Linked DNA regions of Homo sapiens: region 2 is linked to region 1. A link is an interaction called in ENCODE POLR2A ChIA-PET data of the cell type or tissue named here. Cell type or tissue: PC-3. All regions are shown on one strand. Each heading gives the region's core, and the rest is flanking DNA. Links, peaks and the distances in the headings are about the cores only.

Region 1 (4,390 bases), core at 140-4,139:
AAGCTATGAGGAATTTTTTCTTAATGGAAGGAGGAGATACCATGTATGACTTCTACACGTCAATTTTTGATAAAATAAGAGAAAAGGAAACATGGCAGAATGTGTCTTTTCTTAATGTCCAACTCCAAGAAGCAGTAGGACAGCGTTATCCTGAAGATAGTTCACGGTAAAATATGGACGCCACCTTTATTTAAATTAGTGTAACATGAACTATGTGCCAGTAAGTCTTCTATGAATTACACATATTATTTTATCCTCACTATTCCTATGAGTTTTACTAATATTATTTTACTTATTAGAAAATGGAGGCCAGGCACGGTGGCTCACACCTGTAATGCCAGCACTTTGGGAGGCAGAGGCGGTGGATCACCTGAGGTCAGGAGTTCGAGACCAGCCTGGCCAACATGGTGAAACTCTGTCTCTACTAAAAATACAAAAAGCATGGTGGCAGGCGCCTGTAATCCTGGCTATTTGGGAGGCTGAAGCAGGAGAATCGCTTGAACCTGGGAGGCAGAGGTTGCAGTGAGCCAAGATCATGCCACTGCACTCCAGCCTGGGCGACAAGAACGAGACTCCATTTAAAAAAAAAGAAAAAATTGAGGCAGAGGCTAGCTATGTGACTCTCCTGCTAAACAACAAAAGACGTTGAGATGCCACCATATGGCCAGATGCAGTGGCTCATGCCAGTAATCCTAGCACTTTGGGAGGCCAAGGTGGGAGGATTGCTTGAGCTTAGGAGTTTGCAACCAGCCTGGGCAACATAGTGGGACCTCGTCCCTATAAAAAAAGAAAAAAGTTGCCACCATACGACCTGTCAGGGTCTGATGGCCTCCTTCACATGGCTGGAGTCAGTGCTTCCTCTCCCTGAGCTCCCACACATGAGGTTTTTCAGTCCTGCCTCCTAGAGAATGCCCCTGACCTCTCAGAACTGGCTCAGAACTCCCCAATGACCTCTGTGTCTCTCAGCCTCACTCCCTTCCACCAAAACGGACTTGACCCTCACCAGGGTGACCTCAGACCACCAGCAGTGACTTCCACCACTCATCCCTATGCTCCCCGTGGGTGCCTCCTAAACAGATGGACTAAGCTTTGTCTTAGAAGGGAGAAAGCTATTTACTGTCTGGCTCCATTTTCCCAGCCTCATGTCTTGCACACATACACACCATGTTCTCTTTCCTGTCTTCCTTCGCGTTTCAGGGATTTCAGAATATTTCTGGTGTCTGCTAGTGCTGTCCTCCCGCCCCCCTGTGACATAGTCTCCAGTTCATGGGCCCGGCAGAGGTCTGCTCATTCCTACATCCCCCTTGTCTTCGTGTGCTGCACTGGGCTGGGAGTCCCTGGAGGGAAGAGAGATTGGCTTTCTATTGCCTGCTCAGTGCAGCACCTAACTTAGTATTAGTATTTGGTAGATGCCTACTAAGCACTGAGTGAATGCATACATATCAGGCCATTAAGAGCTAAAAATTCTTTTTTTTGAGACAGAGTCTTGCTCTGTCACCCAGGCTGGAGTGCAGTGGCACAATCTCGACTCACTGCAAGCTCCGCCTCCCGGGTTCATGCCATTTTCCTGCCTCAGCCTCCCGAGTTGCTGGGACTACAGGCGCCCAGCTAATTTTTTGTATTTTTATAGAGACGGGGTTTCACTGGGTTAGCCAGGATGGTCTCGATCTCCTGACCTCGTGATCCTCGAGGATGCCAAAGTGCTGGGATTACAGGTGTGAGCCACCGCACCCGGCAAAGAGCTAAAAATTCTGACTAGTGCCTGTGTCATGGATCAGCCAGTTCATAATCACACACTGCCCTGTGACATCTCTGATTTGGAAGTTAACTCCCCACTTTAAACCTTCTTCATATGCATCCAGGCATCCCCTCTTAGTGCCTCTGTGACTGTGGAAGAGGACATCATTTCTCAGGAACCACTGATGGGAGTATTTTGAGGATTAAATGAGCTAAGGACACATAATAGTGCCTGGCACTTGGACATTTTCATGTCCATGTTAGATGCTTGCTTTCCTCTGTGAGTCACATTCAAACCTGTCTCAGGAACTTGTGGATGAAGCACTGCACAGTGCCTCTGGTGTAGAAGCAGACCCCATCCCATCTCGATGGGGCTCTCGAAGCAGTACTCTCACCACATGCTCGGCTCCGTCGAGCTGCTCTGCTCGTCCTCTCCTGCCCACCCCCAACCTCAGCAGAGGCTTCATCTTCCCAGCCATTGCCTGAAGTTTACTGTCTTCCTCAGCTTCATCCTTTTTCTAATTACTACCATTGTTAAGTGTCTCTTTAACTAAACTCATTGTTTAAAAGTTTTCTCCCTCTCTGTTTCTAAATCCAAATTTCTGCTCTGGAATATATGTTAGAAGAGATACATTTGTTGGAATGTTTGCATTTCTTTTATGAAATGCAGTATCTTTTGGGGAATATTATGTAAATGAAATACCAATTATTTTAAAAGAGCATTTTTGTGTGACATAGTGCTTTCACAAACTAAAACTGGAATTTCTTTCTTTAGTCTATCTATATCTTTTGAAAATGTTGACACAGCTAAGAAGAAGCTGCCTGTTCATATCTTAGATGGTCTGACCCTCAGCTACAAGGTATATGCTGATATTCCTTGTATGAACCGTGTTTTCTGCTAACATTAAAACATGCAAGTAATTGGTTACTTTCTAATTTTGTTTTTGTTTCATAGGTCCCATGGCCCGTGGACATTGTTATAAGTTTGGAATGTCAAAAAATTTATAATCAAGTGTTTCTTCTCTTATTGCAAATAAAGTGGGCAAAATATAGTCTGGATGTTTTACTTTTTGGTGGTAAGATTTGTTTTCAGCAGATAAATTGTAATTTTATTTAATTTTAGCCCTTAATAAAAGAGGTTAATGGGAAAGGGAAGCATACGGGGATCTGGAAAAAAAAAAAAAGTTGGTGGTTGTTGATCATTTTTTATGTGTACACAAATGCCAAAATGGTGCGTATTCTAGCAGTAGTTTTATGGACATCAAATGCCTGAAAGAAAGATCAGGAAGTTGTATGTACAGTTGATCTGAAATGCAACAACTTGATTAGGAAAAGTGATACAGGAAACTTTTCCCACTGCACCTTCCAGAGGCACTGAGGTTCGGTTCCTGCCACCCCTGCCAGTGCTTTCTGTGGTGCCAGGACCACATCCGTCAGTGTTTCTGCCAGGCGTCATGGTGCAGTGGGGTTTGAGTTGATGCTCTTTCTGTCCACTTTGCTCTTCCAATGTTTTATAGAACTGGTTAGTACTGCAGAAAAACCACGACTTAAAGAAGGCCTTATACATGAACAAGACACAGTTGCTCAGTTCGGACCACAAAAAGAACCAGTAAGACAGCAGATTCATCGCATGTTCCTCTTAAGAGTGAAGCTCATGCATTTCGTGAACAGCTTGCACAACTACATCATGACCAGGGTTTGTGCCTCTCCCATCTGCTTCAGTTCTATCGTCGTATCTATACAGTTGTTCGTAGAGAATTACTCATACTATGTTTATAAGTAAAAAATACCTACAGACTGTGAAAACGGGACATGTAGCAAATTTGATCATAAAATAACATGGCAGTGGGAGGAATGTTTTTGTAAATATACCGGAATATGTGTATCCAGAGGCTGTTGTCCCTCCAGTCCAGCAGCCCCTGGGGACAGGCACAGCCACAGCTCGTCTTCTGGAATTGCCTTCAGAATGTGCCGCATAGTCCTTTAGGTTTCAATAGTGGTGACAGCTGTCCCTAAAAAATGGCTCCAATGTTTAATAACAGCCAAAATCCACTACGGTGTGTGGGAGGAAGATGCAGCCAGGTTATAGACTTTTTTCTTAAAAACAAGAACTCACTACAAAGTAAATGAAATTATTTTTCTGATACATCTAAAAGCCAGTTCTAGGGGAAGTTCTAAAAGAAGCGTTCAGAAATTGGAACAAGAGCAGTATTATTAGAGGACAGTATGCATTTGGGGTTTGAATTGTTGTTTAGACCTGTTTATACCTGGTCTGTGAGTTCTGAAACCCAACTTGCTTGGGTGAAGTGAGCCACTGAAGCCTGTGTTTTGGATGGGAAGGCTATGGCAGAGGGGCTCCACGTTTCCCCTGACTGCATTACTGCCTTCACAAGGTTGGCCTTCATTAAGCCCCTAATTGTTAAGAGTAAATGATAAGAGTTTAAGTTTTTTCTTAGTTTGTTTTTTATTTGAGGTATACTTATACTCATTTTAGAGAAAGATCAATGTATGAGAAAAGGAACTTAAGAAACATAAATTCACTGTAATTATTTGTATAAAAGTAACACATTTACTTGATTTTTTTTTTATCGATGTGTCTTATATACAGCTTAATGTGCTTGCCCCTTCCTGCCAGGAAGTCTGTTAGTCCAGA
Region 2 (4,390 bases), core at 126-4,125, 130 kb after region 1:
GGGCGAGAGCTTTTAGACAGGTAAATCCTGGAAAACAGAGCACACATTCAACACTGGGTCTTACCTGTGTCTATATTTACATTAATTAAATGTAACTAAAAATAAAATTCAGTTCCTCAAGTGCCAAGCCACATTCCAAGTACTTACTAGGCATGCATGGCTGGCGGCTGCCGGAATGGACAGGACAGACGGAAGCATTTCCATCATCCCAGAAATCTCTTGACAGAGATAAAATAAACTTACAGAGTTTATTTTATGCTAAAAGGCAAAGAAGTTCTTGGTTTTCAGCACCAGATTGCTCTCTGGCGAGATACCCTTCCTAGCTTGACCCTCTCTTTCTCTGCTCTAGTCTTTAGAAGAAGTGTGTGACCTGCTGCACGCGGCTCCTTTCCAGAACATCTTGCCGCGAGTCCATGTGAAAGGTGAGCCTGCTGACCCCCACCAGGGAGTCCAGACTGCCCTCTGTGGGGGTGGTGCCCACTGTATGCAACCGGAGAGCTAAGGACCAGTGCAGATTGTGGGTTTGGCGCCTGTTCAGTCATACCCAGGGGTAATGAGGAGTGTACAGAACCTAGTTAAATGAAGATTGAGAAATAGAGCTGCAATGATATGATGTCTTAGAATTGCTTCCAAATATCAATAGCATGGGAGCAGGGGGAGTTGGGTATATAAGAAGCAGAGTGGCCATGAGTTGATAATTATAGCAGATGATGGGTACAGGCTCATTGTGCCATTTTCTGCTTTCGATTACATTTGGAATATTCAATAAATGAAAAGTGAATATTGAGCAGAAAATTGGTTCTGCCGGTTTGAATTAAAATATTAAATGAGCCAGTTCTGTAAAATAATTTTCAAAGAGAATCTGTATCCATAATGTTAACTTAAAAATCTTTTGTTTTTTAAACAAATGTAAACCTTTGCAATTACCGTTTCATACAAAGGAGCAGAATATAGTAAAATATTTTTTCTACTGCAGAGGGGGAGAGACTTGATGCCAAAATGAAAAGACTAGAATCAAAGTACGCCCCGCTGCATCTTGTCCCACTGATTGAAAGACTGGGGACCCCTCAGGTAACGTGTACCGTGATGGCTGTGGCTGTTGCAAGCTGGGCATCCATGCCAGGCCAGGTGGCCTGGTTGGGAGCCAGACTGGAAGGCATCGTGAAGTCCAGCGGCTGCGTGGCTGCTCAGGCCTCAAGTGTTGCAAGTGGGGTGTGCACCAGGACTGCTTCCCTGGGTGGTGGGAGGATTCAGATGAGCTAACACCTGGAAAGAGCTTAGCACATCACCTGGCACGTAAGGCTTACACAGAAGACATCACTTTCACTGTCCAGCCCTTCATGAAGAAGGCTTTCCCATAGGTGTTTAAGAACAGAAGAAATTAGGCCAGGAGGCAAGGTGTCAGGGTAGAGTTCTACAGTGATCCAGCTGCTTATGCTAAGTCAGGGTTTCTCAGCCATTTTGGACCAGATAACTCTATGGTGGGGGCTGGGGCGCCCTGTGCATCGTAGGATGGTTAGCAGCATCCCTGGCCTCCACACTAGCTGCCAGTAGACCCGCTCCACCCAAAACATTTTTCCAGGGCCGGGCACCGGGGTTCATTCCTGTCATCCCAGCACTTTGGGAGGCCAAGACAGGAGTTTGAGACCAGCCTGGGCAACATGGCGAAACCCCATCTCTACAAAAAATACAAAAATTATCCGGGTGTGGTGGCATGCACCTGGTCGCTTGAGCCTGGGAAGTCAAGGCTGCAGCGAGCTGTGATTGTGCCACTGCACTCCAGCCTAGGCAGCAGAGCAAGACCCTGTCTCAAGAGAAAAGAGACATAGAGGATGTGGAGTAGCTGGATGCCTGGAGGCCCACGGCATTCCACGGCTTGTCCTTTCTGCAGCAAATTGCCATCGCAAGAGAGGGGGACCTGCTGACAAAGGAGCGCCTCTGCTGCGGCCTGTCCATGTTTGAGGTCATCCTGACACGGATCCGGAGCTTTCTGGATGACCCCATCTGGCGCGGGCCTCTGCCCAGCAATGGGGTCATGCATGTGGACGAGTGTGTGGAGTTTCACAGACTGTGGAGTGCCATGCAGTTTGTCTACTGCATTCCCGTGGGGACACACGAGTTCACAGTCGAGTAAGTGTGTGCTGAGAGCAGGACAAAGCCCCAGAGGAGGGGAGGAGCTGTGGGGGAGGGGAGGCGTGTTAGGCTAACAAGCAGCCAGCCATGCTCAGGAAGTGGACCAGAAACTCACTGAGCGGCTTTTAAGCCTCCTGTAGTGGGGATTCTTACTTGATGCCAAAGAGCTGACTCAGGACTCTAGTATTCAGGGAGTCTCTGAACCCACGGCAATTGTATGCACGTTGGGCGTGCATTTTTCTAGGTGGGAGGTCCATAGAGTCATTCATCACAGAGGGGATATGATCTAAAAAGGGACAGGAAGCAGCACACCAGAAGAGCCCAAAAAAGTTATTTATCAAAACCAGGGAACAGCCACCTGGCTGCCCGGCATTCTCTTCCTGGCTGTGGAAGGTGACTGTGTAGGCACAGACAGTAATGCAGATGGCTTGGTCACTGACATCTGGAGACAGACTGAGAAAAGACTTCATAACGTATCACTCATCTCCCATTCTGTTTCTGCTTCTTGTTCCTAGGCAGTGCTTTGGTGATGGGCTACACTGGGCTGGCTGTATGATCATCGTACTTCTTGGGCAGCAGCGGCGTTTTGCTGTGCTGGATTTCTGCTACCATCTACTTAAAGTCCAGAAACATGATGGCAAAGATGAGATTATTAAAAATGTGGTATGTGGATGAAAATCTCGCACCATCTATGGACCTTTTGCAAAAGCATACTTTCTTTGTGTTATAAGTTCTTGTTTCTGGCAATGTTTTTCATCCTAGTACGTAAGGTGCCACCAACAGAAACTTTCTTTTCGTTCCCAAAATGAATCTAAATATAATTGGCCAGTAAAGCAGTCTGGCAGAGAAAATACTCATTGTTCCGTTTTCCTTCTCAAGGTACTTAGATTTACTTCCAGTCTTACAGGATCTGCATTGTCAGAATATTGGCAACTATAGTCTTCGGGCCCCTGGAAGTCTGTGCTTTCTTGGCTGCTTTAAAGGCCTTTTGTCTTTGTTGCTTTATGGATCCCTCATAGTTGAATTCTGGAAAATACTCAGCCATTATCTTTGAAATATTTCAGCCTCCTTTCCATTCTCCCTATTCTTGCCATTCAGGACTTCAGTTAAACATATGTTAGACCTTCTCATTCTATTCTCCACATCTCTTTGTTGTATCAGTTTTCTTTTTTCTTTCTTTTTTTTTTTTTTTTTGAGACAGTTTCGCTCTTGTTGCTCAGGCTGGGGTGCAATGCCACGATCTTGGCTCACTGCAATCTCTGCTGCCCAGGTTCAAGTGATTCTCCTGCCTCAGCCTCCCGAGTAGCTGGGATTATAGGCACCTGCCACCACGCCCGGCTGATTTTTGTATTTTGTAATTTTGTATTTTTAGTAGAGACTAGGTTTCACCATGTTGGCCAGGCTGATCTTGAACTCCTGACATAAGGTGATCCGCCCACCTCCCAAAGTGCTAGGATTACAGGCGCGCCCAGCCCTGTTGTATTAGTTTTCTATTGCTTCCATGACAACAAATCACCACAGGCTTGGCAGTTTAAATACCACTGATTATCTCACAATTCTCTAAGTCAGATGCCTGAGTTCAGCCAGGCCCAGCTGGGTCCTCTGCTCAGTCTCATGGGGCCAGTGTCTGAGGTGCTGGGTTCACCCTGGAGGCCTTCAAGCTTATGCACAGTTGGCTCAATTATTCCTTGCAGCTGTAGGACTGGGTCCCCCTTCCTTCTCATGCTTTCCAAGTGGCCCCCTCCAGCAATGGTGGGTTGGGCAGTCTCAGCCTCTAGTCTTCTGCCATGTCTCTCCTGCCTCCGGCCAGAGAACATTCCCTGACTGTGACTATATTGAGCCCACTGGACAACCCCAGATACTCTCCCTGTTCTACAGTCCAGTCTTAGCCACACCTGCCCAGGCCCCGTGGAGTGGAGGCAATGCAGTCACAGGCTCCAGGTCATGGGCCTCTCTCAGGGGCCCTTCTGCCTCCCACTCCTCCATTTCCGGGGCTCCCAGAGCTGTGTCCAGATACTGTATTCATGTGTCTTAGTTAACTTGTTTACTTCAGCTCTAATCTGCTGAGCTTTTACTCTGAAAATATTATTAGTTCACTTTTTAAAGTTCAATTAGGTTCTTCAAATCTTCTTGGTAACTGACAGTTTTATTGTCTTAACTGAACTTTTTCCATCTCTTATTTCTTTATCCAATTCATGTATTCTATATTCTGTGTGTTTTCCTTCTAGTATCTGAAGGCCTTGGAGGTATTTAAAAC

What was found. ChIA-PET counts read pairs that join two places held together with the same protein. Peaks named below come from ENCODE experiments on the same cell type or tissue, not always from the same donor. Only the 100,000 strongest peaks of a DNase experiment are listed, where the experiment ranks them.
Region 2: POLR2A ChIA-PET joins it to region 1 with 6 read pairs; 2 of 35 experiments call an interaction of 5 or more read pairs at or near these places.

What each region holds. Positions count from the first base shown.
Region 1 is chr15:23,004,475-23,008,864 of GRCh38, reverse strand. TUBGCP5 (tubulin gamma complex component 5) reads left to right here. Exons shown (of 23, transcript NM_052903.6): 16 at 1-166; 17 at 2,513-2,597; 18 at 2,693-2,813; 19 at 3,255-3,433. Among named protein-coding and RNA genes, the nearest start is that of CYFIP1, 26 kb to the right of the region's middle. In PC-3, for the core only: no CTCF peak of the experiment used is centred there; no DNase peak of the experiment used is centred there.
Region 2 is chr15:22,871,231-22,875,620 of GRCh38, reverse strand. CYFIP1 (cytoplasmic FMR1 interacting protein 1) reads left to right here. Exons shown (of 31, transcript NM_014608.6): 27 at 350-422; 28 at 977-1,071; 29 at 1,892-2,130; 30 at 2,649-2,796. Among named protein-coding and RNA genes, the nearest start is that of NIPA2, 35 kb to the right of the region's middle. RefSeq lists enhancers at 2,082-2,376, 1,702-2,377. In PC-3, for the core only: no CTCF peak of the experiment used is centred there; a DNase peak (open chromatin) is centred at 2,280; H3K27ac peaks cover 421 bases.